Regions from separate parts of the Homo sapiens genome. Here region 2 is linked to region 1. A link is an interaction called in ENCODE POLR2A ChIA-PET data of the cell type or tissue named here. Cell type or tissue: A673. All regions are shown on one strand. Each heading gives the region's core, and the rest is flanking DNA. Links, peaks and the distances in the headings are about the cores only. Region 1 overlaps BTBD2 (BTB domain containing 2). Region 2 has its middle 7.2 kb from the start of ADAT3.

Evidence for each region. ChIA-PET counts read pairs that join two places held together with the same protein. Peaks named below come from ENCODE experiments on the same cell type or tissue, not always from the same donor. Only the 100,000 strongest peaks of a DNase experiment are listed, where the experiment ranks them.
Region 2: POLR2A ChIA-PET joins it to region 1 with 16 read pairs; 7 of 35 experiments call an interaction of 5 or more read pairs at or near these places.

Annotation. Positions count from the first base shown.
Region 1 is chr19:1,981,377-1,985,758 of GRCh38, forward strand. It overlaps BTBD2 (BTB domain containing 2), which reads right to left. Exons shown (of 9, transcript NM_017797.4): 9 at 4,072-4,382. Among named protein-coding and RNA genes, the nearest start is that of CSNK1G2-AS1, 29 kb to the left of the region's middle. In A673, for the core only: no CTCF peak of the experiment used is centred there; no DNase peak of the experiment used is centred there.
Region 2 is chr19:1,896,033-1,900,414 of GRCh38, forward strand. No RefSeq gene overlaps it. Among named protein-coding and RNA genes, the nearest start is that of ADAT3, 7.2 kb to the right of the region's middle. RefSeq lists enhancers at 1,287-1,416, 1,424-2,119, 1,558-1,852 and a silencer at 2,924-3,096. In A673, for the core only: a CTCF peak has its summit at 1,732 (motif pointing right); a DNase peak (open chromatin) is centred at 1,709; H3K27ac peaks cover 544 bases.

The DNA of each region.
Region 1 (4,382 bases), core at 76-4,075:
CTTGACCTGGAACGGGCGTTGCTTCCATCCCCATCCTGCCTGTCCGGGACGAGTCCGGAGCGGCTGGCGGCCTCCGGTAACAGAAACCGACTGATGAGGCGGAAGGTAAGGAAGATGGAAGCAGAGGGCAGAGCTGGGCTCTGTCTGGGGAGAGGGCAGGAGACGAGTGTTCACGTACCATGGAAAGGGGAAGTCACACACATGCGACTTGGCCCCGGGGGTCCCGTTCCCCGACACTACACAAATATACCTGAAAGCCTCAGCGACGGGGCCCAGGCAGGATGGTCCTGGCTGCTCTGACGGCGGAAGGCCTCCTTGACTCCCTCTGTTCACGCAGCAGGGCAGAAAACATCTCCACGGGGGCCACGACACTGTGAAGGGAATCAGCAGTAGCTCCCAGAAGAACAGCGGAAACTGCAGGCAGGTGAAGACCTTGGCAGCACTAGCCCCGGCTCCGCCCCGTGCCTTCTCCCCAGACAACACCCCATACCCGGCAGCAAGGGTGGAAGACCAGTACCACCGTAATATGTTGTGACAAAGCAGAAATAATGCACCTGTAAGAGTCAGATGGCAAGAGGGAAATGGAATGAGCTCATCGATGGTTTTCCCGGCAGTAGCTTGGGGATAAGGACTACTTGTCATGTGCTTTATATATTTACCCACATGTTAACCTTTTCTGATGCTCTTCATTTCTTTCTGCTGATCAGAAATTACATCTGGGACCGGGCAGGGTAGCTCACTCCTGTAATCCCAGCACTTTGGGAGGCCGAGGCTGGCGGATCACGAGGTCAGGAGTGCGAGACCATCCTGGCTAACATGGTGAAACCCTGTCTCTACTAAAAATACAAAAAATTAGCCGGGCGCCTGTAGTCCTAGCTACTGGGGAGGCTGAGGCAGGAGAATAGCGTGAACCCGGGAGGCGGAGCTTGCAGTGAGCCCAGATCTCGCCACCGCACTCCAGCCCGGGCGACAGAATCCCAAAACTACCTCTGGGATAATTTTCAGCCTGAAGAACTTCAATATTTCTTACAGTGCAGCTTTTTTTTTTTTTTTTTTGAGACAGGGCCTGGCCTAGGCTGGCGTGCAGTTGCACAGTCATAGCTCCCTGGAGCCTCCACCTCTTGGGCTCAAGCGATCCTCCCACCTCAGCCTCCCAAGTATCTGGGACCATAGACGTGCACCACCACACTCAGCTAATTGTTTTGTTCTGTTTTGTTTTTAGGTAGAGATAGGGTTGCCTGTCTGGCTCTGTTGTCCAGGCACTTGCGGAGGACGAGGTGGGAAAGTGACCCTGGGATGAGAGGCGTGAGCCACCACGCCGGGCCGAGTGCAGCTTTGTCGGTAACAAATTACAAATTAGCATTTGTTCCCTGAAAAAAATATTTATTTCACCTTTCTTAATAAGGATGTTTTTGCTGGTAGTGGCATTCCAGGTTGACAAAGTGTTTGTTTGGGACAGAGTCTCGCTGTCACCCAGGCTGGAGTGCATTGGCGTGGTCTCGGCTCACTGCAGCCTCCACCTCCCGGGTTCAAGCAGTTCTCCTGCCTCAGCCTCCCGAGTAGCTGGGATTACAAGCGTGTGCCACCACACCTGGATAATGTTTGTATTTTTAGTAGAGTCGGGGTTTCACCATGTTGGCCAGGCTGGTCTTGAACTCCTGACCTCAAGTGATCCACCCACCTCGGCCTCCCAAAGTGCTGGGATGACAGGCATGAGCCAGCATGCTCCACTGACAAAGTTTTTAAAACGCGGCGGCTCACGCCTGCAATCCCAGCACTTTGGGAGGCCGAGGCTGGTGGATCACAAGGTCAGGAGATCGAGACCATCCTGGCCAACACGGTGAGACCCCATCTCTACTAAAAATACAAAAAATTAGCCGGGCGTGGCGGCAGGCACCTATAGGCCCAGCTCCTCGGGAGGCTGAGGCAGGAGAATGGCGTGAACCCGGGAGGCGGAGCTTGCAGTGAGCCGAGATTGCACCACTGCACTCCAGCCTGGGTGACAGAGAGAGACTCTGTCTCAAAAAAAAAAAAAAAAAAAAAAAAAAAAAAATTGTGGGTCAACGTCTTTCATTCATTTTGGAAAATTCTTGGCTGTCATATAGCTTGAGTCTCATTCTCTCTCTCTCCTTCTGGGACTCCACTTACACATACGTTCAACCCTTTGGCTGTGTCACGTATCTCGATCTGTTCTGTTTTTCCATTGTTTTTACTCACTGTGCTTCACCTTGCATGTTTGTTTGTTTGTTTTTTGAGACAGAGTCTTGCTGTGTTGCCCAGGCTGGAGTGCAGTGGCGAGATCTCGGCTCACTGGCAAGCTCCACCTCCCGGGTTCACGCCATTCTCCTGCCTCAGCCTCCCAAGTAGCTGGGACCACAGGCACCTGTCACCACACCTGGCTAATTTTTGTAGTTTTTTTTAGTAGAGACGGGGTTTCATCATGTTAGCCAGGATGGTCTTGATCTCCTGACCTCGTGATCTGCCTGCCTCAGCCTCCCAAAGTGCTGGGATTACAGGCATGAGCCACCATACCTGGCTTTTTTTTTTTTTTTTTTTTTTTTTGAGACAGTCTTGCTCTGTCTCCCTGGGCTGGAGTGCAGTGGCACAATCGTGGCTTACTGCAACCTCTGCCTCCCAGGTTCAAGTGATTCTCCTGCCTCAGCCTCCCAAGTAGCTGGGATTACAGATGCACGCCACCACGCCTCGCTAATTTTTGTATTTTTAGTGGAGACGGGTTTCGCCATGTTGGCCAGGCTGGTCTCGAACTCCTGACCTCAGATGATCCACCTGCCTCGGCCTCCCAAAGTGCTGGGATTGCAGGCATGAGCCACCACGCCCAGCCTGTCATTTTTAAATGGATGCTGGACGTTGTAAATGACAGATGGTAGAAGCTGGTGCTGATGTTTCTTCACAGGGCTGTGTTTTCTTTTGGCAGGGTCCAGCGTAACAGCAGCCCAGTGAGACCCTACCAGGGTTTTGTTTTGGAGTGATGACGGCTTCCGTTCTGTCCTCCCCACAGGAGTGTTGCCCTAGCTCCTGGTGGGTGGCCCTTCTGGTGTCTTCATTAGAAGCCCAAGGTGTTTCCTTTTAATATGTATTTTTTTAGAGATGGGGTCTTGCTGTGTTGCCCAGGCTGGTCTCAAACTCCTGGCCCCTAGCAGTTCTGCCTCAGCCTGCCAAAGTGCTGGGATTGCAGGTGTGAGCCAGCACGCCCGGCCCCCAGGGTGTTCGACAAGGCCCCCTACCCCGCCAGCCTCCATCTCCATTGCCTGCTCCCAGCACTGCGCACTGTGGAGATCTGCTCAGCCTTCAGCCTCCTGGCAACTGTTTGCGGCTGGCTTTTTTTTTTTTAGACGGAGTCTTGCTTTCTCGCCCAGGCTGGAGTGCAATGGCACCATCTTGGCTCACTGCAACCTCCATCTCCCAGGTTCAAGCGATTCGCCTGCCTCAGCCTCCCAAGTAGCTGGGATTACAGGTGCCTGCCACCATACCTGGCTAATTTTTGTGTTTTTAGTAGAGATGGGGTTTCACCATGTCGGCCAGGTTGGTCCTGAACTCCTGACCTCAGGTGATCCACCCGCCCGGCCTCCCAAGGTGCTGTAATGACGTGTGAGCCACCACGCGGCCTTGCTGCCGGGTTTCTTGATGTCTTGCCCTGCACGTGTGCTCCTGAGGCAGCAGCCAACGGCTTGACTTCTCTGGCCACTGAGGCCACAACTGGGCACTCCCTGCTTTCTCTCCATCTCTCACATCCACGGTCCCCCAGCAGCCAGCAGGGCCTCCCCACGGGGAAATCGGCACACACGTCCATTGCATTTGGGTTTGGGGGGAGGTGTTGAGTTAGTTAGGGTCTTGCTCTTGCCCAGGGGGGAGGGCAGTGGTGCATCACTGCTCACTGCAGTCTCGACCTCCCGGGCTTCAGTGTGGCCTGTGGGTACTTAAGGAGGGTCTCGCAGCACTGGCGACCAGACCCGGGGTTCAGGGCCCCTCTCGGCGCACGACATCCCTCGCCCACTGCAGCCCGGATGACAGGGCAGAGAGTGAAGGGGAGCAAAGCAGTGTGCGCTCAAGGCAGGTGCATTTGTTTCTTTATTTAAAAAAATCATCTGGGGGCATGGTCTGAGGAGGACACCCCTCCCATGGCTTTGGGGAGGACGCAGGTTCCAGGAGTCACAGGGCAGAAACACGCGGGGTGGGTGGGGGCGTGGCCGGAGTGGGGAGGGGCTGTGCCCCCAGCACCTGGGGGTGGCTCCCACGGCACCAGGTGGGCTAGGGCAACAGTATGTACAGGCGAGCAGTGCTCCTGGACCCGGTCGGGGCCGGCTGGGGCCCCATTCTGCGGCAGGGGAGCTCTGGGGCACAGGGTCTGAGTCCCATCTTGG
Region 2 (4,382 bases), core at 144-4,143, 85 kb before region 1:
TTTTTTTTTTTGAGATGAAGTCTTGCTCCCTCGCCCAGGCTGGGGTGCAGAGGCACAATCTCGGCTCACTGCAACCTCCGCCTCCCAGGTTCAAGCGATTCTTCTGCCTCAGCCTCCCAAGTAGCTGGGATTACAGGTGCCCGCCAACCACACCTGGCTAATTTTTGTATTTTTAGTAGAGACAGGATTTCACCATGGTGGCCAGGCTGATCTCAAACTCCTGACCTCAGGTTATCCGCCCACCTCGGCCTCCCAAAGTGCTGGGATTACAGGTGTGAGCCACCGCGCCTGGCTGTAATTGCCTCTTAAAGAGAAACAAGTCAGATTGGATTTGGGCGCACCCTCAGGACGTCATTTGAACCTAATAATCTCTTTAAAAAGTCCTGTCTCGGCGGGGGCCAAGCACAGTGGCTCAAGCTTGTAATCCAAATACTTTGAGAGGCCAAGGCAGGAGGATCACTGGTGCCCAGGAGTTTGAGACTAGCGTGGGCAACACAGCAAGACCCCATCTCTACAAAAAAAAAAAAAAATATTTGGTTAGCCAGGTGTCGGGGCACATGCCTGTGGTCTGAGCTACTCCGGAGCCCAATGTGGGAGGATCCCCTGAGCCCAGGAGTTTGAGGCTGTGGTGAGCCGTGATCAGCTCCCACTGCACTCCAGCCTGGGCCACAGAGAGAGACTTCCTATCTCCACGCCAAGTGCCTTAGGTCACGCCTATAATCCCAGCAGTTTGGCAGGCAGAGTGGGAGGATCACTTGAGCCTTACAAGTTCAAGACCAACCCGGGGCTGGGCGCGGTGGCACACGCCTGTAATCCCAGCACTTTGGGAGGCCGAGGTGGGCGAATCACGAGGTTAGGAGATCAAAACCATCCTGGCTAATACGGTGAAACCCCGTCTCTACTAAAAATACAAAAAATTAGCCGGGCGTGGTGGTGGGCGCCTGTAGTCCCAGGTACTCGGGAGGCTGAGGCAGGAGAATGGCGTGAACCCGGGAGGTGGAGCTTGCAGTGAGCTGAGATCACGCCTCTGCACTCCAGCCTGGACCACAGAGCGAGACTCTGTCTCAAAAAAATAAAAAAAAAATAGCCGGGGGTGGTGTCGGGAAGCTGAGGCAGGAGAATGGCGTGAACGCAGGAGGCGGAGCTTGCAGTGAGCCAAGATCATGCCACTGCACTCCTAGGCGACAGAGCGAGACTCCATCTCAAAAAAAAAAAAAAAAAAAAAAAAAAAAAAAAAGACCAGCCTGGGCAACTAAGAGAGACCTCTGTCTCTGCAAAAAAAAAAAAAAAATTTTTTTTTTGAGACGGAGTCTGGCACTGTCACCCAGGCTGGAATGCATTGGCGTGATCTCAGGGTTCACGCCATTCTCCTGCCTCAGCCCCCCGGATAGCTGGATTACAGGCGCCCACCACCACACCCGGCTAATTTTTTGTATATTTAGTAGAGACGGGGTTTCACCGTGTTAGCCAGGGTGGTCTCGATCTCCTGACCTCGTGATCCACCTGCCTCGGCCTCCCAAAGTGCTGGGATTACAGGCGTGAGCCACCGCACCCGGGTGACACTCCATTTTTGACCCCAGTGTTAGCACAGAGCTTTTAAACTTCCGCACTGCTGATGAGGGAGTGTGATTGTTCTCTGTTACCAGCACTGTCTCCCGCCCACCGGAGCCGAGTGTGGTGGGTGTGGACCTTCTGGGAAAGGGTGTAAACACGTGCTTAGATCCGGCCGGAAGCCCCGTGACCGGGGTGCAGCTGCCTTTGGTCAGTAGGTGGCAACCGTGTCCGCTTGATTTTGGGAGGGTCCGAGAGGCTGGTGCAGGGCTCCCAGGAGAGGCGGGGGCGATCCCACTTGCCTTGCCAGGATAACAGCAACAAGGGCTGCCCACGTGCATGCTGGGCAATAGGGATACCGCAGAGAATGAAAGTCCAGCCCTAGCAGGGCAGCAAGACCTCGACTCTACAAAAATTTCAACCACAACAAAAATTAGCTGGGCGTGACGGAACACATCTGTGGTCCCAGCTACATGGGAGGCTGAGGTGGGAGGATCGCTTGAGCCCGGGTGGCAAAGGCCACAGTGAGCTATGACTGCACAACTGCACTCCAGCCTGGGTGACAGAGGCAGATCTTGTCTCAAAAAAAAAAAAAAAAACAAAAAACAAAACAAAAACACCAAGGCCAGGCACGGTGGCTCATGCCTGTAATCCTAGCACTTTAGGTGGCTGAGGCGGGAGGATCACCTGAGATCAGGAGTTCCAGACCAGCCTGGCCATCACAGCGAACTCCCATCTCTACTAAAAATCCAAAAATTAGCCAGGTGTGGTGGCAGGCACCTGTAATTGCAACTACTCAGGAGGCTGAGGCACAAGAATCGCTTGAACCCGGGAGGCGAAGGTTGCAGTGAACCGAGATGTCACTGCACTCCAGCCTGGGGGACAGAGTGAGACTCCATCTCAAAAACAAAACAAAAAACACCAAAACGTCCTGTCCTGGTGGAGGTGAAATAAATGAGACATCCTTGGCCGGGCGCTGTGGCTCACGCCTGTAATTCCAACAATTTGGGAGGCCAGGCGGGTGGATCATGAGGTGAGACCGAGACCATCCTGGCTAACATGGTGAAACCCCGTCTATACTAAAAATACAAAAGTTAGCTAGGCGTGGTGGCAGGCATCTGTAATCCCAGCTACTTGGGAGGCTGAGGCATGAGAATCGCTTGAACCCGGGAAGCACAGGTAGCAGTGAGCTGAGATCGTGCCACTGCACTCCAGCCTGGGAGACAGAGCGAGACTCCGTCTCGAAAAAATATATGTATAGCCAGGCGTGGTGGCTCACGCCTGTAATTCCAGCACTTTGGGAGGCCGAGGCGGGCGGATCGCTAGGTCAGGAGATCAAGACCATCCTGGCTAATGTGGTGAAACCCCATCTCTACTAAAACTATAAAACAATTAGCCGGGCGTGGTGGCGGGCACCTGCAGTCCCAGCTACTCAGGAGGCTGAGGCAGGAGAATCGCTTGAACCTGGGAGGCGGAGGTTGCACTGAGCCAAGATTATGCCACTGCACTCCAGCCTGGGTGACAGAGCGAGAGTCCGTCTCAAAACAAACAAACAAACAAATCAGAAAGTTAATGGGATGCTGACGCAAAGAAACAAGCTGAACAAGGTGGTGACAGGGAAGTTGATACTGATTTTGGCCTCAGCCATGTGGAAACAGACAGAGGGTCTTGCGGGGAACTCCTCTCCTTTTTTGGACGCATTCCTGTTTTGTTTTGTTTTGTTTTGTTTTTTTAACTTTCTTAATTTTTTTCAGTTTTCGTCACACTTTGTCTAATACTATTTCTTTTTTGTTTTTGAGACAGAGTTTCGCTCTTGTTGCCCAGGCTGGAGTACAGTGGCACAATCTCAGCTCACTGCATCCTCTGCCTCCCAGGTTCAAGTGATTCTCCTGCCTCAGCCTCCCGAGTAGCTGGGACTACAGGTGCCCGCCACCACGCCCGGCTAATTTTGTATTTTTAGTAGAGACAGGGTTTTTCCATGTTGGCCAGGCTGGTCTCAAACTGATCTCATGATCCGCCTGCCTCGGCCTCCCAAAGTGCTGGGATTACAGACATGAGCCACCACGCCCTGCCTAAAATATTTGTTTTCATAATTAAAAACATTGTTTCTTAGCCAGGCCCTGTGGCTCATGCCTATAATCTTAGGACTTTGATTTTTTGTTTTTGTTTTTGTTTTTGAGACGGAGTTTCCCTCTTGTTGCCCAGGCTGGAGTGCAATGGTGCAATCTTGGCTCACTGCAACCTCTGCCTCCTGGGTTCAAGCGATTCTCCTGCCTCAGCCTCCTGAGTAGCTGGGACTACAGGCATGCGCCACCACACCTGGCTAATTTTTCGTATTTCTAGTAGAGACGGGGTTTCACCATGTTAGTCATGTTGGTCTCGAACTCTTGACCTCAGGTGATCCACCCGCCTCAGCCTTCCGAAGTGTTGGCATTACAGGCGTGAGCCACTGTGCTGGCTTTTTTTTTTTTTTTTTCTGCGACGGAGTCTCGCTCTGTCACCCAGGCTGGAGTGCAGTGGCGCCATCTCCGCTCAGTGCAAGCTCCGCCTCCCGGGTTCACGCCATTCTCCTGCCTCAGCCTCCCGAGTAGCTGGAACTACAGGCGCCCGCCACCACGCCCGGCTAATCTTTTTATTTTTTTTAGTAGAGATGGGGTTTCAGCGTGTTAGCCAGGATGGTCTCAATCTCCTGACCTCATGATCCACCCACCTCGGCCTCTGTACTTTTTTCCTATTGGCTGGGGTCGGGTCACACAATCTAAACTAACTTTGGTTGGCTAAACATTTGATTTTTTTTAGATAGGGTGGGTATGTAAAAGAAAGGGGAGGCC